Linked DNA regions of Homo sapiens: all the other regions are linked to region 2. A link is a loop called in an ENCODE intact Hi-C map of the cell type or tissue named here. Cell type or tissue: sigmoid colon. All regions are shown on one strand. Links, peaks and the distances in the headings refer to the core of each region. The heading gives the core; the rest is flanking DNA.

Region 1 (11,349 bases), core at 1,471-9,470, 120 kb before region 2:
TTTTGTAAGTGGCAGAGCTGGGCTGACAAAATCAGGCAGTCTGGCTTCAAAGCTCATGCCGTCCACTAACTCTCCAGGAGTAACTACAATTAAAAGTTGGGATATACACTTCAAGATAATTTTCATTGAGGGAGTGCATGCACCCACCTGCATGAATGTGTGTAGAAGATAAAAATTATACACAGGGATGATACTGAGGGTCAGCAACTACCCACAGGCCAAATTCAGCATCACCTGTTTATGTATACCCATGAATTAAGAATGCAGGAGTGAATTTTTCAGTGGTTGGAAGAAAAGAAGAAAAAAAGCAGAGTAGCATTTGATGACACGTGAGAAATATATAAAACTCAAATTTCAGCACCAACCAATAAAGTTTTATTGGAACACAACTATCTTCATATAAGTTTTGTCTATAGCTGTTTCTGTACCACATGAGCAGAGTAGAATTAGGTAGTGGTAACAGAGACCTGTATGGCATGGCAAAGCATAAAATATTTTTATCTGTTTCTTTACAGAAAAATTTTGCTAACCCCTGGATTATGCCATACATGATATTATAAAACTTTCGTTTGTCACTACACATTATATGACGTTCAACCTTCTAGATTTCAAGGTTTTCTTAATTTCTTCAAGTAGATACAGTGAAAAAATGAACCTAAAATTATTAAATTATTTGCAATGAATTGAATGTTTATGACTCCCCTCCAAATAAATTCAGATGTTGAAATCCTAACCCCCAAGGTGATGGTATAAGAAAGCGAGCCTTAGAAGGTAATTAGGTTATGAGGGTGGAGGCCTCATGAATGGCATTAGTGCCCTTATAAAAGAGATCCTGAAGATTACTTTGCCCGTTTCACCACATGAAGTTACAATGAAAAGATGGGCATCTAGAAAACAGGCCCTTACCAGACATCAAATCTTTTAGAACCTTGATCTTGGATTTCCCAGCCTTCAAAACTATGACAGTAAATTTCTGTTGTTTATAAGCTACACAGTGTATGGTATTTTATTATAACAGCTTGAAAGCACTAAGACATCATTTCTCTACTAATGAAAATTTCATGTTTTTAGGCCGGCGCAAGTGGCTCACGCCTGTAATCCCAGCACTTTGGGAGGCCAAGGTGGGCAGATGATGAGGTCAGGAGTTCGAGACCAGCCTGGCCAACATAGTGAAACCCCATCTCTACTAAAAATACAAAATTAGCCGGGCATAGTGGCATGCACCTGTAGTCCCAGCTACTCGGGAGGCTGAGGCAGGAGAATCACTTGAACCCAGGAAGTGAAGGTTGCGGTGAGCTGAAATTGCGCCACTGCACTCCAGCCTGGGCAACAGAGCCAGACTCCATCAAAAGAAAAAAAAAAAAAGGAAAGAAAGCAAATTTCATGTTTTTACCAACTTCTTCTCAAAATAGTTGGTTTAATGTATTTATCTTCTAATGGATGTGAAAATGACCTATATTTTAATGGTCCCGGTCACCTGGACTTTGAGAAGTTTTATGACTGTATGAAGGTTCTTCTCTTGGCTGCTCAGTAGTCACCCAATATCGATGCTGAGTTTTCAGCTGAGTCACCGTTTCTGGCTGTATGTTCAGGCCAATGTGGCACAGGTTACACAGAGGGACCCAACTTTCACTGTTCTCAACTGCTCTGCTACCCCTTCCTAGCTTGGTCCTACTATGCAGAAACTTCTGTTCATTTAAAAGGAGTTGGAAAAGTGGTACAGTAGCTACTACCCCTTTGCTGTCCCTCTTTAGAGGACAGTGTGGTGTGCAACCAGATCCCTCTCCCTTTAGGACCGAGGCATTTATTCTCTTGTTGCCGGCAATTCCTGACTCTCAGTTGCTTCTCTCTTTGGGAATTGCCTTCAGCTGAACAAACCCACCTGGCCCAATATCATGTCCCCTTACCAGAGGCAGATCACAACTTCTAACTGGTCAATTCAGGAATGTAAAAGCCCAACCCCCTTGACCCCAGGCAGAACAGTTATGAAGAACCATCTCACTCCAGAGCTCCTTGTAGAATCCAGGCCTCTATTGACTTCATCAGTGAGACTTCTGCCCAAATCTCTCATTCTCCAAAGATGTTGCCCTGAGAACATTACCCCATAAATTGTCTACAAGCAAATCTGAGTCTCAGAGTCTGTTTCCTAGAAAAATTGACGTACAACACCCCTCTCTAACTCCTCCCAAAGATAGAGAGATGTAATATTTGTCATTATATCTGAGTTTAGCAGAATAAAATGACCACATATGGCTCAGCCCCTCCCACTGTCTCTTTTTCGGGCCAGCCTCGATGCATGATGGTGCATTGTCCTCCTGCTTGTGCCTTTTGTAGGGACACACACAAGGCTTAGGCCTTGGATTACGTTTTTCAGAGACAAATCTGAGCAATCATCAGTCTCTTCACAGTAACGGAGCTCTAAGCTGTATAACAAGGAAGGTGTCTACGGGAATCTTCTCTGAACTCTAGATTTTCCCCAGAACTGCATGTTCCAGAATCTAAATTTAGCTGAAGGCAGTAGGAGGTCTAACTGTGGCATTAAGTCTAACCTAGAATCTCCAATTCTGCCTGATCAATGATTATGCTAATAATTTTATCTTTATTTTCATGATTCCTTTGTTTTCTCAATTGGGTCAAAATTTATGAAACGAATCTTGATTACTGTCCTAAACCCATGCTGACAAAGGGCAGCATGCCACACATGCAATAGGAAAACCTTCATCTTTCACTATTAACCATTTTAATAGTTGAATTCACCTAATTTTATCTGATTTACTTATACAAGGAGATGTTATCCCAGCAATCTCTCAGAGAGGGACACGTCTTAGTTCAAACTTCAGCTTGGACACATAACAATGTAATTTAAGCAAGTAGTTTTCTGAGCCTCAGGTTTCTTATTCATAAATGAAACTAACAAGGTCTATCTCAGATTTAGTTTAAGAACTTAAAGTAATAGTGTGTGTGTGTATATATATATATATATATATATATATATATATATATATATATATATATATAGTACCCCAGGTAATGCCTTATATTGTGAGTAATAAATGCTCATTCATAGCTCTGTAAGTATGAAGAGTTATTATAAATGATATCCAACTGGGTCCTCTCAAGAATTTCCAGGGAACAAAAACCCTCTTGTCTATTTCCAAAAGGTGTGAGAATGGCTTTTCATCTTGATGAGATTATTTCAAGCTGAAATTCTGTAACAAGTGAGTGAATCAAGCTCACACCAAAGTGAACAAGTACAAAAGTAGGCTCTCAAAATGAAAGAGCAATAATCACATCCATTTCCCCCCTTATTGGTAGAATTCATAGAGGGAAGAACACGCCCTTTGCCTGCTAAGAGCATTGTTGCTGTTGCCACATAAGTACCACATAAAACAGAGAAGAGCCTCCTGAGACCTGCTGTCCATGAAGGCAGCTGCCAAATTGGGAACTCTAATAAGATCTGGCCTCAGGCATCAAATGACTCCCAAGTTGTCTTTATTTTGTTAGTATGTGGCAAAGAAAGAAGGGAAGCCTGTGCCTGCTGTGCCATCACACACGCATCTGCAGAGGGATTACCAAGTCCCCTGATACTTTGTTTAGAAAAGCAGCTTGAACCCAGTCTCAATAGGAAGCTGAAATGTGTTAGATGGGGCAATGATCAACAATGGAAAGCTCAGTGGAGAAAAGTTAACCAAAATAAGAACGTTCCACTCATGTCACGGGAGAGGTAAAATAAAGCTGAGCATTTATGACTCTGGGGAATTATTTGTTGTGAACCAGCACATGATTAAGGGTTCTCCACACTACAGAAAAGCTAAGGAAGGAAAGAATTTCTTTAAGCTTTTGGAAAGAGAGTTCCAATGTGCCACAAAATGTTCTAGCAAAAGAACCTGGGACCCACTACTTTGGACTCCAGGGATACAATGATCAATTTGTCGTTTTGGGCTCTGATGCCTATGATTTCATGAGCTCAGAACTATGAATACTATTAATATGACCAGTCTGGTCCAAAAATCAAGCTCAGACATTTGACACAGAACCTTCAGAACTATTGAATTCCAGACAGGAGATGAATGCTCTGTGAAGAAATCATTTCCTTACTATTAGTTTCTAAATCTGTTGAATATAAATTTTATAGTAGTCTTTTAAGTCTTGTATTATTTAAATCAGAGACAGGGAGAGAGGAGAGGAACAAAGGAGGAGGAATAAGAGAAAAGAAGGAAAGGCAAAGGAGGATAAAGTCAGGGAACGGAGGGCAGAGGAGGGGAGAGGAGGAAGAAAATGAAGAAAAAAATCATTCTTTTAAAATATGTTCCCTAATTCTTGTTCAAAAGGCTACACTATAGACTATATTTCAGAAACCAGTTTTTATAAGTCATACATAAGGCCTAACAAAAAAAGAAAGGAAAGAAAAATTACTGAAGTGCACCATTTCTGAATTCTGTTAGGCCTGACACATGGTATAATGCTCAGAGACATGGGAGATTTAAATAATGGGCTCATTTCTTTTTAAACAGAAGGTACCAGAGATTCCATTTCAAAGGAACAGACTACTAACCTAAGATATGAGAGAAAAGCTCTGAGACCTTTCTCAGGCTGGATTTCATGAGCTAGTCATACCAGTTTCTGCAGGAATGCAGAAATTATTGCAAAATGGCTAGGTTCCATAAACATGTTGGTAAAGTTTAACTTTACAGATAAGAAAAAATAATTTCAAAACAAATTTCCACCCTTTCTTAAATTAACTTTATCTTGTTATAGGAAGAAAGAAATCCAGCAGCTTACCTGTATCGAATCCCACGCTGGGCACTATGTCTACTGTTCCATGAAAGGCTCCAGCCCATGCTGAGGTAGCAGAGGTGACTGTAGTTGGTTCTGTCTTTGTGATGTCACACTGGGGAGCAGGAATCCTGGCCGCATGCACTGAAGGCATCAGCAGAGGCCCATAGGATGGATCCAGGGCAGAGCCAGCAGGAGGGTGGTGATGGTGATGATGGTGGCGGTGGCGGTGGTGCATGTGGGCATGAGGGTGGTGGTGCCGCATGTACACGTCATGCATATGGCTGTAGGATGGGCTCACCTGAGATGTCAAAGGATAAGGCCAGGACTCAGACACAGCAGGGGGAGGGGCTGGGCCAGTCTGATGCAGGTTGTGTCCCGGCCAAGGACTGGGATCAGCTGCAGAAAAGGTGCCAGGGGGTCCAGTGACCTGGAAGTCAGGATGAACTCCCCCCAAACAAGGTGCAGGTGGGGGCTGGTAAGAGCTGGTCCAAAAGGAAGTTGGGAAACTATTCCGCTGGCTTGAGAGAGCTGAGCTGTCTGAGAAGACAGAAAATAAAAAACATTATTAACATAAGACTCAGTTTTGGGATAGACTTGCCTCTAATTGTCCACTCTAATTGTCCAATAATATTTTACAAGCAGTCAAATTAGCATGCACTCTTATTCTCCCCAAACAGGGGTGAATTGATACCAGGTTGGCCTCTGGGCTCGCAAGCCAATGGGTCCATGTGCAAGATCCAAAGTGTTAAATGAGCCTCCCTCCATTTGCTTTGCTTGGCTTATGCCGTCACAGTCTGTGCTAAGGTTTGCAATTTGGGGATTGAAAAATTTCATTTCCTTCTGAGTACCTTGCAGCCATTAGGCCTAAGAGGAGGTCATATCTACCCACTTCACTGGTAAAGAAATCTTATGCCATAAATGAGGTTTGTATAAGTTGGACATGATCATTTTTACCAACTTCTAAATGCAAATACAATTTTCATTTAAATGAAACATTTTAATGCCGAAGGTAACAATGGAAGTAAGATTACAATTACTTATACTCACTAACACTCATTTTCCATTAAGAAGAGTGTATTCCAACCTCATTTTATTTATTTATTTATTTATTTATTTATTTATTTATTTATTTATTTTCTGTGGAGATCTGGGAGTCTCTAGACCGAGAATAAAAATGGTCAATATTTAATGACAGTATCAAATGCCCAACATTTTTCCAGGGGCTTTTCATGGATAATCTCATAGGAGTTTCATTCCAGGCCTATGGGGTAGTTATTGTTATTATTCCCATGATGAGAAAATCCCAGTAGAGAAGAAGCCTAAGGCTTAAGATGGCAAGAATGGGACTAGGCTTTGAAGCCAGGTGGCCTAAATGGCCAATGGCTGGGCCTCTTCATAAAGTGCCACAAGAGGGCGCAATTGTAACTGTGAACCTCAACATCTCGAATTTGGTGAAGATCCTATGGAAATGATGAGTGGAGGAAATTCAAGTAGAAGTCATGGGTTTGAGGAAGTATTTTGGGGAGAGGGAAATATCAAAGAATAGCACTTAGAGACGAATAAGAAAGAAAACGATCCCCTAACTCTTCATCAGTTCAATTTCCTACTCAATCGTAATAACACATTTATACACGACCTACTATGTATCAAACATAGGCGTCAGGGATGACCAAATGGACATCATTTTTAGTCACAATCTGCAGAAGGATAGATAAGTAAAAACAGACATGTGCAAGGTGACACGGTAGGTATTCTCCCAACAGGAAGCACAGAGAGCCCCGACCCAGCTTAGAGAGTGATAAGTGGAAGCTGACAGACTGAGTGGGGGCTAGCCCTGGGAAGTAAGCTTTAGGCAAATGGATCAGCACATAAGAAAAGGCCATATATTACACACACGCACACACACACACACACACACACACACACACACACACATATGACAGCAGCAGCATTTGAAAGACAAAAAGAGTTCCATAGGCAGAAGGTGGCAACAGAAAAATTGAGACTATTGAAATGAGGACCAAGATGGGTGTAGACTTGCTGGCCATGGTACTGAATGTAAATTCTATTCTGAGGTGGCAGGGTCTCAATGGGCTTTGAAGGGTTTTAATCTAGTAAGTGACACAGTCAAATCCGTTTGTGGAAAGATCAGTGCCTCCACCTGTAGCCTGTTGCCTACAGTGTTGTATAACTAAACAAGCACTGGGCTGGGAGACCAAGGAGCCCAGCTCTGATCCTAGGTCTTACCCTATCTCATTTTATCACCCAATATGGACCCATTGATCTTTCCATGGTTTACTTTCTTTCACTAAGAAAATGAAGTATTTGAACTCATTAATTCAAATTATCTACGGCTTAATACTGCTAACAGTCTGTGAAGTGCCCTATGGATTATTTTTATTTACAGAAGAAGACATTTTCTAAAGATGTTAGTCATGTGAGTTTAAGAGAGTATTTTTATACTGAGTTCCACATAAAAGAACCTTGCTAGATCTTTCCATTGAATGAAGGGTATGAATGGAGGATATCTTAAGAAGTATTTTAAAATAAGAATATTCAAAACTCTGACATTATCTATGTTCTCTCTATAAATATCAGGCCATAGTTTTCTTGCCTCAGGGAAAGCTTAAAAAACTTCAGTCAACCACCACATATATCATTTGGTTAACATAATTCGGCATTACTGTGGTGTGTGAACATTTCCTCTCCCCTAAAGGCTGTGGCAGCAGCACTGCAAGCTCTTCTATTCTCTCCCCTTCAGCTGGGCACCAGAGCTATGATCATGACCATTCATCCCATTCATCCTGTGGTCACACAGCTATTCACAGTCAATTCCCTCTCTCACAACATCTCCATCGATCTCAAAACACTTGGGGAAATCTAGGAAATGGTGTTCTTCAAAAGGCAAAGAATGGAACTGCACACTTTAAGTCTTCAAACAACCTCAGGAAACTTTTAATTGAATGACTTTGTTAAAATCACAATCTATCCAAAAATACCACCTATAATCAGCCTTACTGACATTGAGGTAACTATGTTTTCTTGAATTAACAATCGTCTCTTTGCAACATATGAAAAATACTATTAATGACAAGAAGGAAAGTCGTGTAAGTTGTAAGAAGAAAATTCAATTTGCCTTAGGTGATGGTCATTTGTAAAATATTTCTGTCATACCCACAATGAAAGCCATCAATGTTTAAAGCTTAAAACCCATACAGAGAGTTTAGAGAGGCTCCTTATTCTACATAGTTCATCCTTGCTACCACACATCTGCCACTTTGCTCTCACAACTCCCATCTTTGGGACCAAAGCCTTCATTCTGCTCCTAACTTCCATCTCCCGAGGGGCTAGAATCCTATTATGAAAACCGTTGAGCCCCAACCACAAGTACGTGCCAGAGATATAGAATTCCCCTTATTAAAATCCACCATTAAGATGTCAAAAGTACGGAGAGTATATACCATTTCTCTGTATGCTTTTAGTCTCATTTATATGTACATGGAGCCAATCTTATTTTATAGATGCTTATGCAGTTTGAATATGCATGCGCAAATGGGAATAATGAATCAATTATTTATCAAAAATATTATTGGTCTATTTATGAAGTACTGTACCATGATTAGTGAAGACATTATTACTGAAAGTAGAAATCTATTTTTGAAAATGCACTCCATAAAGATTGAACAAAGTTTTAAAATGCTCCAGGGAAAAATAAAATTAAAAGGAACTTAATATTTTCCCAGTCAATATGTCTCTTGAGATGAATATAAAGTTTGCAAAGATCTATGCAGCCCTTTAAAAAAAACCTGTTACATTTACAATTGAAACAATATTGAGTTGAAAATATGTTTATGAAGAAGTTTATACTTCAAAATCACTATTCGGTGTCTTGCTTGTTTAAGAAAAAAAAGTCTTGATGCAAAGGAAGAGATGATATGCTTTGTTTCATGCCTGAGAACCAGTGTGCTTATTTCATATGTATGTAAATTTTTTTCATTACATGATTCTTTGCTTATGAGTACTTAATCACAGCCACATTTGTTGGATGAAGAAGACATATGAAAAACTGCATGGGCTATTTCTATGCAATATTACATTTCAGGTGAGTGAAGAAAATACAATACTTTATGCTATTAACACTATATGGTGAGTTTGGATTCAATATTACCTGGTATACAGGTGATGTTAACCAATATTTGGATGATGTTGACACTGACAGTCTAACACATACAAAATGCCCAACTGTAATTTTGGTTCAATTTTCATTTGGGGTTAAAAATATTACTCACACATACATACACACGAGTTTATTTCTAGACAAAAAAGAAAATGATAATATTGATACATTGTCTAATAAAATCCACTAAAAGCAAACCCAGTAATCTCACTATCTGATTTAGACTGCAACATGGTATACCAGGTATTTCTTTCAATTTCACAATAGTGGGATACTTTTTACACTGATTGTAAATGTCTCTTAAAAAAAACACACACACACACACATTACCTCCAAAAAAATTTTTTAAAATCTCCGAGTAAAAAATTTAAGAAAGATAAGATTCAAAATTTAAAGAATGATACAGCTTATTAATTTTGAAAATAACAAAAACTAAATTAAAAGGAAAATGGGACAATGAAGTGTTATAGAAACTCTAAGTCATCTTAAAAATTTCCAGAAAACACATTAGAATCAATATTGATTAAAATATGATTATTAAATGCTAAAAGGTAACATTTTTACATTTTTTATTAATATCAGTTAAAAAACAAAATTCTACTCAATTCTTAAGCTAAAGTGTTCTTGCTGTAATTTCATTGCCATTCTCTTGTTGTTCTTCCCATAAAAATAAATGGCTGGGTCAGAAGTGAAATGACATGTGTTCCAGTGTTTTCTGTCATTCAGTAATTATGCATTACCATTATGTCCAAAGATTGCCTTCTAGTTACTTTCTTCTAGAGTTGCTCAAAATGGGCCTTGTGACTCTACAATGAGAGTTTCAAGGGATGATGTCAGAGGCCGATACTCCTTGGAGGCAGCAGGGTGAGATTAGTCACGCCTCACTTTTTTCCCCATGTCTTGGTCCTATGGACATTCTGTTCATTTCCAGTATCAGCCAGCTCATCAGACAGGCCCTCCTTTTCCTTTCTCCATTTGACTATTTAGGTTTCGTATTTATTTTGAGAGCTTTTTCCCATGAGAATGAATTGCCCAAGCAGACCCTATGTACATCAATGAGCCAACAGATGATTTTCTTTGCAACTGCAATATCAGTAAGATTAGCATTCTGTATGGTTTTAAGTCAGTGATTTACTCTGCTATGGCTTGACATAGCTCCTGCCCTTTTCTACAGATACACACAGACTCATTTCTGTAAAGATCAGTGCATAGGCATATTTGAAACCAATGTTTAGCGCTGTGCTAAATTAATCATATAGATTATTTTTAAAATCTTTATAATAACTCTAGGAGAAGGGTATCAAGAAACATATATTTGTATGGAGATAAGGGACCAATCATATTCATTAGGTTTGTTATTTTTTTTTTTTTTTAGATAGAGTCTCACTCTGTCACACAGGCTGGAGTACAATGGCATAATCTCGACTCACTGCAACCTCCACCTCCCGGGTTCAAGCGATTCTCCTGTCTCAGTCTCCTAAGTAGCTGAGATTACAGGTGGCTGTCACCTTGCCTGGCTAATTTTTTGTGTTTTTAGTAGAGATGGGGTTTCACAATGTTGCCTAGGCTGGTCTCGAACTCCTGACCTCAGGTGAACTGCCCGGCCGCGGCCTCCCAAAGTGCTGAGATTACAGGCATGAGCCACCACGCCCAGCTAGTTAGGTTTTCTTAATGGAAAGAAATGAAATTCTTTCAACCCTGTTAGAATATATAGCAGGATTAGAGGTAACTGATAAGACATTGTGCCAAGTAAAATACATATACTTCCTATCATTGTTTGCCTTACAGCTGAAAAACACCTAAAAAAACTTACCTAGCTTCATGAAGGAGATATACATTCAAAGTATAACCATTCTTTCATTATTAGCTGACACACTATTCTTTGTCTAAAGATTTACCGTGTAAATATATTCTTAGTCAAACACGATTCAGTTATTAAATTTGTTTGTAGCATGGTAGCACTTCTGTGGCACTGTAATAACTTTATGCTGTAAACTAGACCCTTTAATACTCGGTCAGCAGTTCCTTTCTAAGCATCATTGCCATGGCCACTAACATTATCATTAGCCTTTAGTATCTACTATTATCTAAGACTGTGTGTTTTGTACCAAAAACACAAAGTTCCAGAAAACAATGTTCCTGGATAAAGGCTCAGGGTTTGTTTTCTATGTGTCAAATGAGTGGAAACTTACTTAAGGAAGAGAGAAAAGGCATCTGGCTTTCATTTAGCACCTTGAGTCAAGCTCTATGCTAAATTATTCATATACATTATTTAAAAATCTTTACAATAACTCTATGAGATGGGTATCAATAAACACATATTACAGTTGAGGAAGTTGATGTAAGAGATTTCAATTTAGTAATCCAAGATCACATTGCAACCAGAAGGTAAA
Region 2 (11,349 bases), core at 1,860-9,859:
AATCATGAGGAAAGTATGAAGACTTTTTTATAAGCAGAAAGATGGGAAAGAAGAGTTAGTGAACACTAAATGAAATGCAATGCTATAAAATGCAAAAGTGGTATGGAACAAGTTCTAAAAGTAAAAATCAGATCAAATTTCTAGGTTAACCCTTGCTGAAGCTCAGTGATCTGACTGCTGTTATTGGAGAAGACGACATGGATGGTGGGAACTTGGAATTTCCTAAAACAAATGTTTCAGGAAATGGAGATTTCTTAGAAGTTTTGAAGAAATGGACTGATGTGGCCTAGTAAAACTTACTGTGGAAGCTGAATAATGTCCCCTACTCTCCCTGGCAAAGGTATCCATGTCCTAAGTCCCAGAACAAAAATGTAAATGTATTCTATTCACTTACATGTCAAAAGAGACTTCATAGATATAATCAATTTAAGTATCCTGAGATGGGGAGAGTACCCTGGGATACCTGGGTGAGCTCCAAAGTAATCACACAGGTTCTTGTAAAAGGGAGGCAGAAAGATCCAAGTCCAGGAAGGAAATGATGCAATGAAAGCAGAGGTTGAAGAGATGTGGTTATGAATCAAGCAACGTAGGCCACCTCCAGAAACTGTGAGAGAGAAGGGATGGATTCTCCGATAGCGCTGCTCGAAGAACTGCAGCCCTGTTGATACACTGATTTTACCCCAGGGAAACTGATTTCAGACTGCTGATGTCCAGAACGCAAGATAATAAATTTACATTGTTTTAAGCCACTGTTTGTGGTAATTTGTTACAGCAAGCATAGAAAACACACTTATTTTAACAGAGAAGAAATAAATGAAATGTACATTAAAATAACTGAAGAAGATAAAATAATCAATGTACCTAAATATTATATTAAAAGTATTAAACTGAGCAGATTTGCTGCAACCAAGAAATCATGGTCAGAAAGTAAAAAGCAATAGTTCCAGAAGATATTTCATGTCCTTCTTCAACTACATCAAGAAAAACAAATGGATTTTCATGAAATACACAATTTAGAGTAAATTTACCACAAAAAAATAAAGAAGAATCTTACCAAACCAATTGATAAAAACAGCCTTTCATGTTAAGAGCTAGACATGCCAAAATCTTTCAGAAACAGTGTAAATGATCACTGGCAAGTATCATCGTCAGCGTGTTTCCCATGAAAGAAAAGCTCATGCTAGCAGGTTGAGAATACTGATAACGAAGAGTAACTGATGAGTTCAGGAAGGAAAAATGGCAACTTTAGACAGGAAGTTTTCGAGTTAGAATTGAATATGAACATTTTGAGAAGTATCTTGATATCCCCGGTGTTCTAAATTGGACATTTGGCAGAGGCCCGAGAAGCCCACCAGGGAATGCTCTCTAGATCCCAAGGAAGGTGCAATAGTGTAGAAAATGAGGGTCTAGTGGCTATTAAAGATAAGATGCCGCCCCCCTCCCCCGCCCCAGTGTTAGAACCCTAGGAGAAGGAGATGCACCAGCGGCTCCACAAGGGAAAGACAGAGTACATCATGATGCTCCTTGTACTGGCATTTGCTGGGGACCTTCTTTTGATTTAACTCTCCCAAATGAAATGGAGAGGCTAGTCTTCAACTAGTCTACTCAATGAGTCTACAGCAAATGGTTTTTTTTTTTAATCTTCTAAAACAATTTTAATGTTTTTCTATCTTGGCAATATTAAGGACCACTGTTTAAGGGATTAGATGATAGTGCAAATAGAAATTTTAAAGGTTATAATTCTTAGCATAGTACTTTATTAATGTATACATATTTTATATTTATATTAGAAATGTAAATCTATAATGCATAAATATTTATATGTGAATCTGATTGTAAATTGTTTCTATTTTATTTTAATTTTAGATCATGTAATTATACTATTTTTTGGTTGATATTTAGCAAGACTCTTCTATGGCTCAGAAACACAGAAGTTTTTTTGCCTCTCTTCCAAAAGAAGAATTTCCTTTTGTTTAGTTTCACTGTTATTATACAAGCAAATGGAAAGGTGACAAAAATGTTAATTGTTGAGAATATTTTATATATCTCATTTATTTAAAAGTGAATTTCATGAGTAAATTATTCCCTTTTCTTCTATTTTGTAGCTAGTGTATAGATAGTATTTCAGTTGATGGTGTTTAAAAAGCCCCCTGTAATGTGCACTGTAGTAATGGTTTTATAGGAACAGTCTCACTTTTGGATATTTTCAAAATTCAATGTCCATTTGTGTATGCCAAGGGCTGAATTTGCTCTAGTTTTCAGATTAATATGTTTACATGAATAAATTTTAGTTTGAAAGAAATACATATCTATGTCTCTTATTGAGCTTCTCATAAGATCCAAATCCCCATTATGGCCTATAAGGCCCTGTGTGAGCTGGACCCTGCTGTTCCCCCAGACCTCATCTAGAGCTCTCTGTGCTCTGGGCACCCTGACCACCTACCAGAAGCTCCAAGGCCCCACGCTGCTCTTCTCTTTTGTTCACTCTGTTCTTTCTAACTGAAATCCTTTTCTGCTTATACTCTGCCCATTTTCCAATTGAAATTAATTTCAATTAAATTTCCCAATTGAAATTAATTCCTCCTGTTCCTCTTTTCATCCTATGCTTTTCCAAATTTCTTGGCTACCATTTATGACAATTTGTAATTATATAACTATGTATGCGATTATGTGTTGGATGTACATATCCATCCCACATCTCCACATAGTCAGGGACTGTAGCTTTTTTCTTCATTCACTTTTTCCAGTGTTTTTAGGGCAGGGGATGAAGGGGGCGCAGGGCATTTGGATAGGACAGTTCTACCTTGTGCATGCGTATTAAGTAGGTTTTGTGCAATACCCATGCATAACAAGTGACCTTCAAAACTTAGGGGCTACGATGACAAAGATTTACTTTTTAATTGCAGTTCTGTTGATCAGCACTTGTTCCTCTGGGCTTTGCTAGGTCTGAGTTTCAAGTTTGCTGTCATCAGTCTGGTTTGTTTTTTATTCAAGGGCCCAGGCTAAAATTTTGAACAATAGCTACAGAATCATCTTCTTCTCACGAGGGGTACCCTAAGCACACTAGAGCAAGCAGAAGACAGCACACTTCTTAAAGCCTCAACTTGAATTGACATATTCTCATGTCTGCTCACTCCCACTAATCAAATCAAGTCATGTGAAGGAGGGAGCTAAACCACCCACTTGTCAATACCCTACATTCATATAATTCCCTACGGGGCTGATAGCAAAACCCTTCTCCCCTTACCCTGCTCCTATAGAGAAACCTTCCTAGTGCCTGCTAGACAATAATGACTAACTAGGTATTGTGAATAAACTTACTTTGACAAATTGTCGTCCAGAATGGTTTTAATAATGTACACAATATTTGGGAGTGTTATTAGCATTGATAAAAGGGCTTTCTATATTAACAATCTAAGTACAAATACCTAATTTACTTTTCTTGGAGGCTGTGTTTTTTTTATTTTTCCTTTTATGTTTTATTTTTAAATCTGTGATACTCTTGCCATACATAATTTCACCATTTACCAGCTTGTTTTTAAATGGTTTGAATATTTTGACAAGCAGAGGTTTTGTTGTTGTTTGTTTCTTGTTTTTTTGTTTTTGTGGTTGTTTTTGTTTCTGTTTTTACATGTTTTTTATTTCTTGTACTTTGACAGCATCAGTCAATCTTTTTAATGACAACTTATAGTCTATAAGATGAACATATCATAACTTATCTAATGTTTCTTGTTGTGGATAAAGTTGTTTTCATTTTTTTCTTTTACAAATAATAATGTGATGAAGATCTTTGTAGGTTATCAAGACTTCATATAATTTTTTGAAAGATCCTAGAAAAAGATGGATCAAGTTCAAAAGTATTTTTAAAGTTATTTACATATTTTGTCAAATTATTCTCCAGAGAAGTTGTACTACTTTTCCCTCCCTTGTACACAAGACTGTGCAAGAGCCATCAACGCTTCTCGACCTAAATATTAACATTAAAGATATTTTGGACCAATTTAATGGTGAATGTTATCTTATTTTAATAGTACCAAAGGATAAGTACAAGATTCTGCATTGTGGGGAGATTGCGAGACAAATGAACTTTTAAAAGATATTTGGGAACAGACGAAATGGCCTGCTCTGCTGAGAAACTGAAAGGGCTTGAGACCCAGAGTGAAGCGAAAGGAAAATAAAATAGCACTTTGGGATGGAAAGGGGACGCCAGCACACCCCAGGTCTGTACCCCTGGCCTCGCAGTCTTCGGGGTCCCTGACAGGCAGTAGGGCTCAAAAGGAAGCCAAGTGCAGCTGCAGGGGGCTTCTCTCCGAGGGTCGCCCCGCAGTCTCTGGGTTATGATCCCCACGCGAGTACCTGGGAGTTCCCAGCCATTCGGCCCCTACAGAAGGACCAGGCAGAGGAATTTCTGATTCATGTGTTTTTCCGTGGGATGCCAGAAAGGGAGTTTTGAGAGCTCCTACACCAGCTTAGCTTGGGAGCCCCTACGCAACAACCATCCAGGTCCCGGAAGATGCCAGCTCTGCCTGGCGCCCGCAGCCCAGATCTCCTGCCCGGAGTACGGGGGCGCGGGCGCAGCCACCAAAGCTGAAATGTGACCGCGTCCCGGTCCCTTCCTGCTCTGGGGCGCGAAGCTGCCAAGAAACCGGCTGCGGTCTCCAGGAGGGGCCAGGAGGCAAAATGGAAGGAAGCGCTGGATCTCCGCGGCGGAAGTCATTCTTATGCCCTGCCAAAGGGTAGAGGGCAGCAACCGACTTGTGCGAAAGGAGGGAACGTGTGGGTCTGCCAGGGTCCTGCAGGGGGGATGAGACCCTCGCTCCGCTCCGGCGATCCCTTCGCTCTCCACCCTCGGCCAGCCCCTCCTGTCCTCCATCAGGCCTCGCTGAGGATACCTCCTGGGTTCCAAAGCGCGAGTTGAACCTGAGCTTGACATTCATTCCGTCTCGTACAAAAGCCATGCCTGCGGGGAGAGGGAGAAAATTTCCTACAGGAGCCTCAAGACTGCGTTTCAGGAAGCCCTAGGACCCACTGATCCTGCAGCTGCGCCTCTCACTCGCCTCAGGTTTGGATTAATTGTCACTTTCTGTTAAGCTGACATTTATGGAGGGCCTAGTGCGTCCTGGGTGCTGCGCTATTTAGGCTGTTGCACAGAGGAGTGGCCAACTCCAGCAAGGCTCTTGCTTTGCTGCTTCCCCATTCTTCCTCCGCCTGTAATCCAGACAAAAGCCCACATTGTAACCAATCCAGGGGCAGCTTAGCAGTGCCAAGCAGGCAGCTCAGAGGCCACTGGTAGGACAGGGCATGATCAACAGGCCTCCTGATATTTTCTAACATACGTATTAACAAGAAAGAGGAAATTAAAAAACGAAGATGGACAACAGAACTTCACTCTGACTTGAGTGACTTTTATCCTCATTTGGATAATAGTTTTCAAAAATTATTTGTGAGTGTATATGTGCTATTCACAAAGCAATGGCTACTGACCCAACACGTATTTACATCTCTTCTTCATTATTGCATTTCACTCCGTAAATGTCTTAGCCTAGACAATCAACAAAGCCATAAACCAAATCCTGATTTGTAGCATTTGCTGACTTCTGTGTTTAAATTACCCATCATAGGCGATTTTAAGTTACAATATGTAGTCGTTGAATACAGATTTGGAGAGAGTCACAATTGCACACTCTTTTATATTTTTCCACCTAAAAGGTACAATAGACATAAATAACTCTAAGAACACAGATAACAGCAAAATGTAGCAACTAATTAGGAAGAAATGAATTTTGTGTCTCCATTACTTTTCCAGTAAAATTCATCTAACAAGTGTATTACAAACAAGTGTATGCAATTGAATTTTAACTCAAAATTTTAGAATTTGAACAATTGATGCTAGTTAGGGTGTGAGCTAGCTCCAGCACATAATCCTGTCCCGTGAAGAGAAGTTTTATGGCTTACATTTTTAGATATATCTAAGTTTACTGGAACTCAAATACAGAACAAAATCCCACCAAAATTAACATATACTGTCATATATAAATATATACACTTTTATATGTGTACATATATATGTGTATACACACTTTAATATATGTATATATGTATATATACTTTATGTATATGTTTTACATATATTTTTAATATATGCATGTATCTGTATATATACTTTTAATTAACAGTCATGTTACAGAGGGCCTACTCTGACAGAAATGTACATCTCTCAGAATCATTATCATCCAGTGCAAGTGTCAGCTAACTACTGCCAATAGGCTAGATATCTCTAGCTTGCCACCTGGTTTTGTACTGCCAGAGAGCTATGTATGGATTTTACACATTTATACTGTAAAGACCATTATCTTTTCCACATGAACAGTTGCTTGAAGAGTTGAGGGTATTGGCAGTAGCAACAACAGACAACTAAAGAACAAAGCAAATATCCAGTATGTTTAGATGAGTTGGCAGCAATGCTGTTATTTCCTTGAGGAGTTAATGTTGAGTTTGAAGTCACTAAAGAATCATCTCCTATGAATAGTCTGCTGGGAACAACTATACATGAGAATATTTTTAAAGAAGTTGAGAAAATATGAATTCATTACAACCTGAAGTACAATCTGCTAAGATCTCTTTCAATTGAATCTGAGACAGTATGTGGAACAGAAAAAGTCTAATTTGAAAAAATTTACAAAGCTTGTGAAAATATACGTTGTTTATTTATTTATTCATTTTATTATTCATCAGCAGTACTTTGCATAAAACATTTTAATCTATCATTTGTTATTTAAACCAGCATTGTCATTGCTGAACTACATTCACTCTGGTGAACAGTTCAGACAACTAGAAATGAAAGATGAATACCCTGAGCTTGTCCTACTGCATGGCAGTTTGATGGGTTAGGACTCAATTTTTTTGAAATTTTTGAGCTTAAGGAAGAGATCAAAATATTTTTCTGTATGAAAAGAATTTCCCTTGGCCTGTACTAACAACCACTGAATGACTTTGGAAATTAGCTTTTGCTACAGACTTGATAATGCTTCTTATATCTTTCTTTCTTTTTTTTTTTTTTTTTTGAGATGGAATCTCGCTCTGTCACCCAGGCTGGAGTACAGTGACTCGATCTCAGCTCACTGCAACCTCCACCTCCTGGATTCAAGTGATTCTCCTGCCTCAGCCTCCTGAGTAGCTGCGATTACAGGCACGTGCCACCACGCCCAGCTAATTTTTGTATTTTTAGTAGAGATGGTGTTTCACCGTGTTGGTCAGGCTGGTCTCAAACTCCTGACCTCGTGATCCGCCCGCCTCGGCCTCCCAAAGTGCTGGGATTATAGGCATGAGCCACCATGCCCGGCCTTGATAATGTTTCTTAATGAATTCAACCTGTATATATACAAGGCAAGATGGTGCTTATATATGGAAGTTATACTGCAATATATCCTTTAGATAACGAATGTTATATAAATCCCTAGTAATGTTGAGTTGATCTGTAAATTTCTTATGTTGGAAAAAGTGAAAACAAAATGAACTCCATTCCCACACTATTTGAAGCATCTATAATTTCCCAGATCAAGCTACAGCTTCAATTACATTTTTCTCATCTTTAGGAAAGGACAGAGGAAATTCTGATATCTCAGAATCTGTTTAATTTTCCAATTGAGAAGCTGCCACCTAACTTTTCTTTTCTTTTTTTTTATTTTATTTTTCACAGAGTATCTTTTTTTTATTATTATACTTTAAGTTTTAGGGTACATGTGTACAACGTGCAGGTTTGTTACATATGTATACATGTGCCATGTTGGTGTGCTGCACCCATTAACTCGTCATTTAACGTTAGGTATATCTCCTAATGATATCCCTCCCCGCTCCCCCCACCCCACAACAGGCCCTGGTGTGTGATGTTCCCCTTCCTGTGTCCATGTGTTCTCATTGTTCAATTCCCACCTATGAGTGAGAACATGTGGTGTTTGGTTTTTTGTCCTTGCAATAGTTTGTTGAGAATAATGGTTCCCAGCTTCATCCACATCCCTACAAACGACATGATCTCATCATTTTTTATGGCTGCATAGTATTCCATGGTGTATATGTGCCACATTTTCTTAATCCAGTCTATCATTGTTGGACATTTGGGTTGGTTCCAAGTCTTTGCTATTGTGAATAGTGCCACAATAAACATATGTGTGCATGTGTCTTTATAGCAGCATGATTTACAATCCTTTGGGTATATACCCAGTAATGGGATGCCTGGGGCAAATGGTATTTCTAGTTCTGGATCCCTGAGGAATCGCCACACCGACTTCCACAATGGTTGAACTAGTTGACAGTCCCACCAACAGTGTAAAAGTGTTCCTATTTCTCCACATCCTCTCCAGCACCTGTTCTTTCCTGACTTTTAAATGATCACCATTCTAACTGCTGTGAGATGGTATCTCACTGTGGTTTTGATTTGCATTTCTCTGATGGCCAGTGATGATGAGCATTTTTTCATGTGTCTTTTAGCTGCATAAATGTCTTCTCCTGAGAAATGTCTGTTCATATCCTTTGCCCACTTGTTGGTGGGGTTGTTTTTTTCTTGTAAATTTGTTTGAGTTCATTGTAGATTCTGGATATTAGCCCTTTGTCAGATGAGTAGACTGCAAAAATTTTCTCCCATTCTGTAGGTTGCCTGTTCACTCTGATGGTAGTTTCTTTTGCTGTGTAGAAGTCTTTAGTTTAATTAGATCCCATTTGTCAATTTTGGCTTTTGCTGCCATTGCTTTTGGTGTTTTAGACATGAAGTCCTTGCCCATGCCTATGTCCTGAATGGTATTGCCTAGGTTTTCTTCTAGGATTTTTATGGTTTTAGGTCTAACATTTAAGTCTTTAATCCATCTTGAATTCATTTTTGTATAAGGTGTAAGGAAGAGATCCAGTTTCAGCTTTCTACATATGGCTAGCCAGTTTTCCCAGCACCATTTATTAAATAGGGAATCCTTTCCCCATTTCTTGTTTTTGTCAGGTTTGTCAAAGATCAGATAGTTGTAGATATCTGGCATTACTTCTGAGGGCTCTGTTCTGTTCCATTGGTCTATATCTCTGTTTTGGTACCAGTACCATGCTGTTTTGGTTACTCTAGCCTTGTAGTATAGTTTGAAGTCAGGTAGCGTGATACCTCCAGCTTTGTTCTTTTGGCTTAGGATTGACTTGGCAATGTCGGCTCTCTCTTGGTTCCATATAAACTTTAAAGTATTTTTTTTCAATTCTGTGAAGAAAGTCATTGGTAGCTCGATGGGGATGGCATTGAATCTATAAATTATCTTGGGCAGTATGGCCATTTTCATGATATTGATTCTTCTTACCCATGAGCATGGAATGTTCTTCCATTTGTTTGTATCCTCTTTTATTTCATTGAGCAGTGGTTTGTAGTTCTCCTTGAAGAGGTCCTTCACATCCCTTGTAAGTTGGATTCCTAGGTATTTTATTCTCTTTGAAGCAATTGTGAATGGGAGATCACTCATGATTTGGCTCTCTGTTTGTCTGTTATTGGTGTATAAGAATGCTTGTGATTTTTGCACATTGACTTTGTATGCTTAGACTTTGCTGAAGTTGCTTATCAGCTTAAGGAAATTTTGGGCTGAGACGATGGGGTTTTCTAGATATACAATCATGTCATCTGCAAACAGGGACAATTTGACTTCCTCTTTTCCTAATTGAAAACCCTTTATTTCCTTCTCCTGCCTAATTGCCCTGGCCAGAACTTCCAACACTATGTTGAACAGGCGTGGTGAGAGAGGGCATCCCTGTCTTGTGCTAGTTTTCAAAGGGAATGCTTCCAGTTTTTGCCCATTCAGAATGATATTGGCTGTGGGTTTGTCATAGATAGCTCTTATTATTTTGAGATACATCCCATCAATACCTAATTTATTGAGAGTTTTTAGCATGAAGGGCTGTTGAATTTTGTCAAAGGCCTTTTCGGCATCTATTGAGATAATCATTTGGTTTTTATCGTTGGTTCTGTTTATATGCTGGATTACATTTATGATTTGCATATGTTGAACCAGCCTTGCATCCCAGGGATGAAGCCCACTTGATCATGGTGGATAAGCTTTTTGATGGTGCTGCTGCATTCGGTTTGCCAGTATTTTACTGAGATTTTTGCATCGATGTTCATCAGCGATATTGGTCTAAAATTCTCTTTTTTTGTTGTGTCTCTGCCAGGCTTTGGTATCAGGATGATGCTGGCCTCATAAAATGAGATAGAGAGGATTCCCTGTTTTTCTGTTGATTGGAATAGTTTCAGAAGGAAAGGTATCAGCTGTTCCTTGTATCTCTGGTATAATTCGGCTGTGAATCCATCTGGTCCTGGACTCTTTTTGGTTGGTAAGCTATTGATTATTGCCACAATTTCAGCTCCTGTTATTGGTCTATTCAGAGATTCAACTTCTTCCTGGTTTAGTCTTGGGAAGTGTATGTGTCGAGGAATTTATCCATTTCTTCTAGATTTTCTAGTTTATTTGCATAGAGGTGTTTATAGTATTCTCTGATGGTAGTTTGTATTTCTGTGGGATCGGTGGTGATATCCCCTTTATCATTTTTTATTGCATCTATTTGATTCTTCTCTTTTTTCTTCTTTATTAGTCTTGCTAGCAGTCTATCAATTTTGTTGATCTTTTCAAGAAAACCAGCTCTTGGATTCATTGATTTTTTGAAGGTTCTTTGTGTCTCTATCTCCTTCAGTTTTGCTCTGATCTTTGTTATTTCTTGCCTTCTGCTAGCTTTTGAATGTGTTTGCTCTTGCTTGTCTAGTTCTTTTAATTGTGATGTTAGGGTGTCAATTTTAGATCTTTCCCGCTACCTCTTGTGGGCATTTAGTGCTGTAAATTTCCCTCTACACACTGCTTTGAATGTGTCCCAGAGATTCTGGTATGTTGTGTCTTTGCTCTCATTGGTTTCAAAGAACATCTTTATTTCTGCCTTCATTTTGTTATTACCCAGTAGTCATTCAGGAGCAGGTTGTTCAGTTTCCATGTAGTTGAGCGGTTTTGAGTGAGTTTCTTAATCCTGAGTTCTAGTTTGATTGCACTGTGGTCTGAGAGACAGTTTGTTATAATTTCTCTTCTTTTACATTTGCTGAGGAGTGCTTTACTTCCAACTATGTGGTCAATTTTGGAATAGGTGTAGTGTGGTGCTGAAAAGAATGTGTATTCTGCTGATTTCGGGTGGAGAGTTCTGTAGATATCTATTAGGTCTGCTTGGTGCAGAGCTGAGTTCAATTCCTGGATATCCTTGTTAACTTTCTGTCTCATTGATCTGTCTAATGTTGACAGTGGGGTGTTAAAATCTCCCGTTATTATTGTGTGGGAGTCTAAGTCTCTTTGTAGG
Region 3 (11,349 bases), core at 1,831-9,830, 77 kb after region 2:
ACAAAAGACCTTTTTACACATTCACCCTAGGGCAAGTTTGCCAGTCTAGATAGGCATAAATAATAAAGAACATAATGATCTGCTGAAAAGTGAAGGATCTGGCCTCATGCAGAGAGCAGTTTCTTTCCCTGAACAAGTGAAAATCAATTACTTTCTGATAGAACTTTCCTTTGATAAGATGCTCTCATCATAGAAGTCCCTATCTCAATACCATTTCACATTGTACGCAGGTAGATAAATCATTAATCAACCTTCTCAACGGCTCTTTCTTCTAAGTTGGATTTTGTCATTTTTGTGATGCAGAGAGAGTATTTTCAATAGCATGTTTAAAGCAGTAATACCACATTGCTAGTCCTGGAGATTTATGACTAAGGGAAAACAATACTCCAAGGACCTTCACCTACTATCCACCCCTCCTCCCTTTATCCTCCCTCTCTTCCATTATACTTCCTTTTCAAGTTGATAACCCTAAAGAACCACGTTATACAAGGCCATCTGCTGTTCAGATATTATTTAATTTTTAGATTTCTTCTAAAAGTTAAATGACAATCCTCTTATTTCCAGAGTAATTGGATTTAATGTACAATTAGAATAAAAATACCTATTACCCGTCAATGAATAAGAAGTTATAGTTTCTCTTTTCTTCAGCACTTTCTCTGCCCCAAAATGAAAAAAAAAAAAAGAAGAAAATGGCAAGGAAGATTTAATTTTACCTCAGCCTAGTCATTTTTCTGTGTTGCTTTTCTTTTAATTACTCTCATTTAATTTTTTTCAATTACCAGGATAGATATTAATTTGACATAGTTAAATTCTCATATCTTTGATAAAATGCACTATGCTTGAAAATTTTTGGTATGGCAGAACTTTCTGATTCAAGTTCATTAGTAGCAAGAAACTCTTACATGCCATAAGCACCACTTCTTTTAAAAACCGTGTTTGAATCTTGCTCAAGTTATTAAGCCCTATATTTCCATTCAGCAGATATAAAAAGAGTGCTAACGTGAAAGCATTGTTGAACTAGTTTCCAAGGCAAAGCAAATTTTACAACACACAGAGCTATTTCCATCTTTGACAAATGGAAATTTGTGTGACAAAGTATTGTTTTATACTTTTCTCAATCCATATCCATAAGAACTCACTACCTGTGGGAGTTAAAAGTCAAATTATATGACAAATGTGCTTGAGAGCTAGAGGTGCTTAGTGGCCCTGAGTGACACTGTTCTAGAATTGATAATGTCGATAAATAACATCTATATTAATAGAGGTCCTTGCCTCAGTTTTCTTATGCATAAAATAGAACTTGCTATATATTTTGAAAACAGGAATTAAATATTTAACATAATTCCTTCTTTCGATCTACATATATATGCATATAAAGCTTTAGGGCTATCTACATACATGTACACAGGTTTGCTTTTCTAATGTCATTGTATAATATTCAATCCTAAATGTATTTTATAGCATCCTCATACTCTATCAAAATCCATTTTAACTTCCCTAACCTGGACTATAAATCTCCTTTTCCTATATCCACAAGGCAATCTCAATTTTTAATGTTCTGCATGGTATTAAGTAAAAGTCAAATGGAAATTACAATATAATATGAAAGTTTAGAAATAAGTGATCAGTCAACCCCGTATCAAACCAGAAGGTCATTCATGTTTGTCTTATGTAGACTTCTGTGCTGTGCTCACCCTTTTCCCTTTGAAAGCTTCCTTTTTCTCTGCGGGTCTGTATCATTTTGTTGCCTCCTGGCTTCCTGGGACAAGAGAAGTCTCAAAAGTTTTGACCACTGTCCAATGAAGGACAGTAAAAGACTCTGAGACCTGCCTACTCTACATGTTCTCATTTTCCAGTATAAAGAAGAGAGATGAAAGAAATTGTAATAAGTTCGTTCCTAACAACTCATTTCAGTGGTTGTTGTTTTTTTTTTGCTTATTTTTACTTAATCATTATTTAATTTACAAGGGAAAATTTCAACTCCGTTTACGTGCTGCTATATTAGTCCGTTTTCATGCTGTTGATAAAGACAAACCTGAAACTGGGTAATTTATAAAGAAAAAGAGGTTTAATGTACTCACTCTTCCACATAGCTGGGTAAGCCTCACAATCACGGTGGAAGAGCAAGGGACGTCTTACATGGTGGCAGGAAAGAGAGAACATCTGCAGTGAAACTCCCTCTTATAAAACCATCAGATCTCGTGAGGCTTATTCACTGTCATAAGAAAAGCACGGGAAAGACCCACCCTCATGATTCAATTACTTCCCACTGGGTCCCTCCCGCAACATGTGGGGATTGTGGGAGCTACAATTCAAGATGAGATTTGGGTGGGGACACAGCCAAACCATACCACATGCATTTATTTTATGAAAACAGTGTTCTATAAAAATTTTTTAAACACTCAAGAATTTTATTTTAATTATCTTCATGGTACATTTTAAGTGGCAAAAATTCATAGAGGTAGAAGTGGAAGAGATGATGTATCTATTTACCTTGGCACTATTATGTATATTTTATGTATATATATTCTAACCACAATGTATATGTCTTAAATTTCAATTACTATAAAGTCAAAAATATGCAATTCTCACCATGTATTGTTAATCAAAAGATAATCCACAATAAGCCTAAACTGATAAGGAGAAAGCTAAGCTCACTATAACCTAACACATTCACAGACACACACAAACACATTTTGTAAAAAATTAAAGACCCTAGCCAGCTAAAGGTCAAGATGACTAATAAAACAAACTGTGCTTCCAGAAAATGGTAGTTCCGAAGATCGATAAGTATTTGTAGCAGGAGCTTTGTAAAGTAGTTTGGTAATCCTATTTCGAAGACTGGTAATTATCCTCCTCAATTCAACATATCTCCCTTAATTGTCCTTAACAGTAAGTATGTTGCCCTTAGGATACAAACAAATGAAATTCTATGGAGTTACTCTTTACTGGCCTACATGAATCAAATAAAGACTTCGATTTTTGGAGTTGAGGACAGTATTTTGAAAGCCGCAGATCTTAAGTCTTCACATTGGTCCATTCTGCTTCTGCCAATCTTCCTAAACTTAGTTTGCTTTATGGAAATGTTCTGGCTCCTTCCCCAAATCAAACTTACCAATTCTATGACTTATTTTTTTAATACCCTACTCTTTTATAGAAAAAAATAAATTCTTCTGAGAATACTAACTAACACTACTGGTATATCACATTACCCTTCCCAAGAGATAAACGTATGAGACACAAGTAACATTTATGACGACATTATTTTTTGGAGAAGACTTCAGTGTTATAATCAAAAGTATACATAGAATGGTAGGATTTTTACAAATAATAATAGGATAGTAAAAAGATATTTTGTGTGAAACGATCTATTTTTCCTCCTTAAATTATTTTATATAGACTGCAAATTATTTTATACTTATTTTTTGACTTGGCCACAGCATCCGTACAATAATAGATAATAGATGTCTGATGTTTTTGTAAAAATAACTTAATACAGATATACTTTTTGGAGAAGGATGCTTGCACCTAACTTATTTAGCAATTATTTCTTAGGTTTCAATTTAATATTAGTATCTTCCCTCTTGATCAAAAGCAACTAAATTTAAAGTGGAAATACCTTCATTTTATTCTAGGAAGAACATATGGACCAAAATTTTTTGAGATTTAATCTCAGCTCTTTTACTTGCTGACTTCATGACAAGATTCTTGACCTTAACCTTTCCAATGTTCTGTTTCAATAGGAAAAATCCATATAACTTTTAGGGTTGCTGTAAAAATTAGAATGAGTTCTTTTATGTGAATACATTTAAAAATCATGAAGATCATGAAAGTTATTATTTTTATTATTATAACCAAGGTTTTAATATTATGCCTATTGTATCATTAATCAGTTTTCTTGTTGTTGTTTCTGTGATATTTTTTATTTAGAAAAAAATTGACCTTCCCTAGCTAAATTCCTTTTTTTCCTGTAACTTTTTAAAATTAAACTTTTAATTCTGGGATAATCATAGAATTATATATCCTGTTCAGTGAAATGTCTGTTTATTGATTTTGGCTTTTTCTAATTGGATTGCTTTTACTGCTGAATTTTGAAAGTTCTTGTGTTTCACATACCAGTTTGTTTTTTTTTTTTTCAGTCTGGTGCTTCTCTTTTCATCCTTTTAAAGTGTCTTTCGTAGAGAAAATGTTTTAAATTTTGATGAGGTTCAATGTACCAATCTTTTTTTACAGTTTATGTTTGGGTATTAAATCTAAGATGACTCTGCCTAGCTATAGATCCCAGTAATTTTCATCTATTTTTTTTCTAGTGTTTTATACTTTTCAATTTTACATTTAGGCCCATGGCTAATTTTGATTTCATTTTTGGTAAAAGGTGTGATTTTTAGGTTGAGATTCATTTCCTTGCCTATGGATGTCCAATTTCTCCAGTATAATTTGTTGAGAAGTCTATCCTTACTTCATTGGATTCTTTTGCACCTTTGGTGCAAGTCAGTTTGGCATATTTTTGTCTGTCTTTTTCAGTGTTCTCTATTCTTTTTATGTATCTATGTGTCTATCCTTCTGTTAGTACCACACAGTCTGGCAATAAGCCTTATGTATTAGGTAGATTAATTTCTCCCACTTTATTCTTCTTTTTAAAGATGATTTTAGCTAATCTAGACCCTGTGCCTTTTCCATGTAAATTTTACAAAGAATTTGTCTAAATGTATACAAAACTGCTGAGATTGTTACAGGAATTCTATTAAATGTATAAATCTATTTGGGAATAATAGACATCTTTATTATGTTGAGCTGTCCAATCCATGAACATAGTATGTCTCTTTGATTTGTTACCATAAAAAATTTTTTTTTACTTTCCTTGGAGTAATTATAAATGACACTGTATTTTAATTTTAGCTTCCTCATAGTAATTGTAGAACAGAGAAATGTGTGTTGACTTTTTATTCTGCAACTTTGTGGAACTCACTTGTTAGTTCTAGGAGCATTTTTTATAGTTCCTTTGGAATTTTCAATGTAGACAAACATGGCATCTGTAAATAAAGACAATTTTATTTCTTCTGTTCTAATCTGTGTATTTTTTATTCCTTTTTCTTGCTTTATTGCCATGATTAGATGTTCCAGTACTAAGTTGAGAGAGAGGTGAAAATGAACAGCCTTATCTTATTCACAATTTCAGAAGAAAACATTCAGTCTTTCTGTTAATCTATACTTAGATATCCATGGAGAATAAATATAAGAGTTTCTGTGTTATTTTCATTTCTGAATTAAGTATCTAAAAGCAAGACTGAGCCCCAAAACAGACAAGTGCATAAAGTCATGGAAAATGTAGAAAACAAAAACTGCATAACACAAAGCCCTAGCCAGGAGTTAGGGAGGGTATCAAGGAGAGAAGGTATCAAGACAGGTAAATTATAAATATTTACTGGTTTGCTTAAAGGAGAGAATGAAAATGAATCTAAATGTATTAATGATATTCTGAGTTTAAATTTGAGGCTAGCAGGCAAATTATGATGCTCTTAAATGTGGTAGTTAAATGTTAAATAGAAAACTGTTTTATATGTATGTAATTCTGGAATTCTGTATATATGTATAATTTATTTCAACCCTCTATAATTTTAAAAATTTGCTATTTTTAACTTAAAACACCCTATCTATATGTATATATACAGCATTCTACAGTTACAAACATTTGTATTTACACATGCCCCATTTTATAGAACAGTGAGGATTAAAAAATATTTTCTATATCTCTTATGTGAAACTCCACAAAAAGATATTCAAATATAGTCCTGCCAAATTTTACATAAAAGATGTGGTGAAATGAGTATGAGAATGCTTCAGTAAAGATACATCAAATCAAAATTTACTAATAAAAATAACACATATTCTCAGACACACTATAGAGGGAAACACATTAGATATCCTTGAAGTTTACAGCTGATTAGATCTGAAAATTTGATCTTGATGGAGATTGGTGAAATGATTTACTCTGGCTCATTTGCAAATGTATGTAATTTTCAGAAATGTAAGTTATCCTTTTTGCTTTAAAGAAATGTATTTTTAGTGTAGTCAGAATATCCCGATGCATAAAGTAAAAAATTATGCATATGCGAAATGAGACAGTCTCGGTCTCCTAGTTTTCCATTTGAATTAGACAAATAGGGATCTAGTAGGTAACATGTCTCCTGAAAATATGGTTACATTTTATAAGAGTGATTAAGTGGTCCAGTGCTCAAAGAATGAGATAACATTTTGAAATCAGCTAAGAATTCAAAGAACCCAGAAAACGTTGATGAGTGCTTTTCGAAAAACCTTATGAATAGGTTAGTTTCAATTTTCTGATTTCTACACGGAAAAAAAGAGACTGCTACTGCCATCTGTTGGTCAAATAAAACATCGTCAGCTCTGGTCAACTGATTGCCTTGCTGTTAGGCAAAACCTTTGAAAGCAGGCAAAACCTTTGAAAGCGTGCAAAGGAGTTGTAGTAACCCCAGTTTAGCTATCTCTGGATAAACCAGATTCTGTTAGAATATCAACTAAATATCAAACAAAAGGCTACTGTTAAAATAAACTTTCTGCCCAGTGCATTGTTCTTTCCTAGTGTTTTCTGTTTAAGAAAGGGAGGATGTTCACATCTTGACACGAAGGGATCTGCAAAAACAATGTAGCTCAGAACTGAAGTATCTGTGGGTCATTATGTTTTCATGTGTGTGTATTTGTATGCATATGCTGTGTGGGGTGTGTGTGTGTGGATGCAGGCGTGGGTGCGAGAGAGCAAGAGAGACAGACAAAGGGACAGGGAGGCACACAGGGACCGAGACAGGGAGGCAGAGAAAGAGATAAGTGGAAGAAAGGGATGGAGGATAAGAACATATGTAGTAGATATTCTACCTATAAGGCACAAGCAGTTTGAAAACACCCTTTCCATCATTCTAATGAGAGCATTATCTTCAGAAAATGACCATTAGCCAGGAGGCCAGAATTGTTCCTTGTTACTCAAGGTGTAGACCCCAGCAAACTGTATCAGCAGCACCTGGCTGCTTGTTAAGAATGCAGAACATCAGAGTCAATTCTAAAGTCAGAATCTAATTTAGAAATAGGTTTTTTTTTCAGATTCTTAATCTGCATTTTTAAGCAGAACATCATAGTCAACCCCAAAGTCGGAATCTAATTTAGAAATTGATTTTTCAGATTCCTAATCTGCATTTTTAAAAGATCTTCAGATGCACTTAATATAAGCACACATATATATATATATATATATATATTCACTTATGCTTAAGAAGATGTTCTAGTTTGATTTCATCAATGCATTGAAACAGATTGTTTGGCATAATTGTCTATTACATTCATTGATTCAAAAATGCACATTTTAAATTTATATGTAACATTTTTGAAAGTGTGATGTGTACTATAATCTATAGTGTCAGATAATTTATTTAGTAATAGTGGTTTTTATTTTACTTTAGTGGCATATAGCATAATGATGTGTCTTCAATTAAAGAAATGTTGAAATATAGTAAGCATCATTTTGTTAAACAGAGAAGTAATCCCGTGAGATGAAACATAGAACAGATAATAAAGAATAGCTAATATTTGCTGATTACTTATTATATTCTAGATGCTATGATAAGTGCATGCATTGTTATATTGAATCATGCGAGGCATTCTAATAAGCCACATTTTATAGACAGAAACTAGGGCCAGTTAAATAAACTTTCCATGTCACTGTATGAATTGTAAATATTAGATTCATATTTTTCATCATAAACTATTATTTTGGAAAGATGCTTAGTGAGTGCTTACCTTATCTTGCTGTGTTATTAAGGGCCAGCCTCCTAAGATATTAGAAAACACATGTGTCTTGAAAGTGTGGGGAAAAGCCATAGGAATTCTCTAGGAATATCTGTATTTGATAAAAAATTTTTTACACATCTATTCTTTTGTTAATGTTACACAAAGAAATGAGTGCTTTCTAAAGTAATACCATCCAGATTTTACCTCCTATCTTTCAGGCAAGTGCCATGGTATACAACTTTCATAAACTACATTGCTCAATGACAGCATCAATACCTCCAATTTGGGCATCCTCCAGGGAAATGGTCATAATCGTAATCACTATCAGTTGAGTACTCACTGTATCTCAGGTACTGTGATAAGCCCTTTGCATACGACAACATCCACATTATTATGTTCATTTTGCTATTATTATTTTAGCAGAGACGAAATCTCACTATGTTGCCCAGGCTGGTCTTGAACTCCTGGCCTCAAGCAATCCTTCCACCTTGGCCTACCAAAGTGCTGGGATTATAGGCATGAGCCATCAATTCCAGTCTATCATGTCAATTTTGAAGATGAGTGAAGAGATCTTAGAAGACTTGAGCTCTCAATGTTGTACAACCAGTAAATGGTGGAGCTGAAGCTTCCTAATTTGAATTCACATGGATGACTAGTAGGAGAGGTGAAGAAGCATTTATTAATAAAGTTGCTGCAAAGATAACAAAGCTGACAAAAAAGGTGCCTGATTTGCATGAGACAGTCTGATTTATGGTTTTTCTTCCAGGTTGTTAATGAGGGCCCCTTGCACTATCAACATTGTCCTGGCTTGAACAATAAAACATAGTTCATCTCCATGTAGTAAGCTAACCAGGATAATTCATAAACAATCAGAATTGGGCTTCATTCTTAGTGAGTTAGGGTATTTAGAAGTAGTGGGTTCCATTCAAGTTACTTTGTGTGCACCTCAAATAACTGGCTGCTGGATACTTAAATCAGAAGGATAAATAGAGAAGTATTTGCATGGCTTGGTCCAAATCATGTATACAAATGTGATTTCTAAGGAATAACAGCACCCTAAAGCTAGATCATCAGGGCAAGGACTTGCTTTGCTGACACCAGTTTAGAAATAAGCATATTTATTACACTATATAAATATTACTAATAAGAATGTTGATAATAACTCCCCATTAAAGGTTGCACTCACTGCGTGAAAGCCTACGCCTGCTGATACATTGCCCACAGGTTAAGTCAAGTTGATATAAATACTGTAGTGTGCCAACAGAGAAGAATAACACAAACACAAGTTCCAAACAATTATGGAAAAAAGCCATGTCGTATTGCACTAAGTATTTTAAAGGCTTTTTTACTGTAATAAAAACATACCATAGACATATATTGTTTTACAATATATATATTTTTTCACAATTGTAAAACTTATGTCATTCATCATTTTAATTGGTATGAGAGCATGACTGAGATCTGAGTAGAACAAATTGTCTCAGGTATGCTTAGAAGATCGGTTCAGCTTAAATTAAAAGGTGTTTTCATGCTGGGCAGATGCAGAGATCTCTTTGTTTTGATCAATTTATCTCTGCAACTCTAGAAACACCTCACATATTGTCATAATATTTCTCACTGTTATTTGAATGCATAGTGAAATAATATAGTTATCAAGTGACACTTTCAATGTGTTCATTTGTGAAATAATACTTTCAAAACACAAAAATAGTGTAATACCAACACAATATAAGTGACCAAAAAACAGAAGGATGAATAGGAATGGCAAACCAAAAGGAACTTCTTTATCTCCAAAAGGAAGTCTAAATTTTCTGATATTTTTCTTGTGGAATTTTAATTCTAAAATTGCAATAAAGAATCTTAGATTTAATGCCTCTAAATTTATTTTGGCAAAGTTTTTGCGTAGTCAAACTTCTATCAATATGAATAATTTAAAAGGCTTTATCTTCTCTCCTCAGTAGCATAAATTTTGCTATACTTCTTAAAAAGTTCTCTCTCACACATTGATAACATAACCATCATCTTCATATCTACTTTTTGGGGGGTTGAAAAATAAAAAAGGAATCTTAGACCAGTAGGAAATACAAGGGAAAAATCTAAATGATTTTCTGAAAGTTTTAGACTGTATAGTATAAAAACTGGGTTACTCCATCCCTAAGATGAATTCTTAGTCATGACTTTCATAGTTAATTTCTTACTCTTTCTACTTTTAACATGTAACTTCTTTTCTTTTTATGATTGTATTAATTAATAGGACTATTCGCCTGTTGATTTGTCCGTATTCCTATTGAATTTCTACAAACAGCTTTGTATTTCATGTGGTATTAATATATTTTTCCTGTTTGTATAAACACAGAAATTAGGAATAGTGAGAAAATTTCACACAGCCACACATAAAGCAAATAATTACAGCATACTTCACTCTGATATCATAATAACAGCTACTGTTTATTTGGGCCTATCATGTACCATACACTTTATAAATTATCTCAACAAAGCTGCAAATTATTATCATCATTGTACAAATTAAAAAATTAGGATTCAGAGAATTGGAATGATATGCTGAAAGCCACAGTGTGATGTTTGTATTTGAACTCTTATCTGTGTGGTGCAAAACTTGAACTTTTCTCACTATACTATTTTGTGGTAATTATCTAATCTATAACATTATCTATCTATCTAATCTAATGCCAACATTCTCTGTGCTGTTTCAGGCCCTAGGAAAGATAACGTGCTCAGACTAGTCACCACCAAAGAAAAAAAAAGCGGTATTTCTTTAAGGCAGAAGAGATCTAAACATGAGGACTAAATTAGGAAGATGGATTAGGGGGATAACAGTGGAGATACTATACATACTCCAATTACTTACAAACTATGTAGGGAAATGTAATTTTGCTTTAGAGATGTTACATATATTCTTTGAACTTTAATGAAAAAATCATTTATTCCTTTAGCGCAAAATAACCCTCCTAAATACTAATTGATATATTTATTGTTAATCTGTTAGGAAACCATACTTAATTGACGCCTATGCTCACCCCCCAGTTTATTCCATTTTATTCTTAGTTTTTCTTTTGAAAAGATACTCTTTACAGTAACTTAAACAATACCAACACAAACATTTTAAAGTCTTTCTACATGGAGATATTTGTTTCTTTACTGCTCCTTTTTCTATTTACGCGTCTTCTCCAAACATTTTTAAAAATCTATTGATTTTTTATAGTATAGAAATGAAAATGAGAGTTCAAGTAATTATCTTCAATATACAAATTTCTTCTACAAAGAAGTGTGGGGGAAAGAATAGAAACTGGTTTTCCATGAGTTAACTGAGTTGACTTCTTGTATCAATTAAGAGCATCGTATAATTGCTCATCTTTCATACTCTTGCCCTGTAGCTATAATGAAAAGAGAGAAAAAAGTAATTACTCATGCTTTGCCTTATTCTGAATTGGGCAAAATTCAATAGTTTTTCAATTCTACATATGGTAGAAATTCTGTTTATTTTAGTCCTGAGACCCTGAGATATTTTTCTAGCACATGGTGGACAGA

What was found. Peaks named below come from ENCODE experiments on the same cell type or tissue, not always from the same donor. Only the 100,000 strongest peaks of a DNase experiment are listed, where the experiment ranks them.
Region 1: it touches region 2 in a loop (4-fold over the local background); 26 of 110 quality-filtered maps call a loop at or near these places.
Region 3: a loop joins it to region 2, with 3 times the contacts of the local background. A loop is called at or near these places in 21 of 110 quality-filtered maps.

Annotation. Positions count from the first base shown.
Region 1 is chr3:86,963,808-86,975,156 of GRCh38, forward strand. VGLL3 (vestigial like family member 3) reads right to left here. Exons shown (of 4, transcript NM_016206.4): 3 at 4,783-5,316. Among named protein-coding and RNA genes, the nearest start is that of VGLL3, 22 kb to the right of the region's middle. In sigmoid colon, for the core only: a CTCF peak has its summit at 6,211 (motif pointing right); no DNase peak of the experiment used is centred there.
Region 2 is chr3:87,084,546-87,095,894 of GRCh38, forward strand. It overlaps LINC00506 (long intergenic non-protein coding RNA 506), which reads left to right and starts at 4,735. Exons shown (of 3, transcript NR_104153.1): 1 at 4,735-5,062. RefSeq lists an enhancer at 4,706-4,755. In sigmoid colon, for the core only: no CTCF peak of the experiment used is centred there; DNase peaks (open chromatin) are centred at 4,726 and 5,206; H3K4me3 peaks cover 1,936 bases; H3K27ac peaks cover 669 bases.
Region 3 is chr3:87,161,684-87,173,032 of GRCh38, forward strand. No RefSeq gene overlaps it. Among named protein-coding and RNA genes, the nearest start is that of MIR4795, 59 kb to the right of the region's middle. In sigmoid colon, for the core only: CTCF peaks have their summits at 6,378 (motif pointing left) and 6,577; no DNase peak of the experiment used is centred there; H3K4me3 peaks cover 680 bases.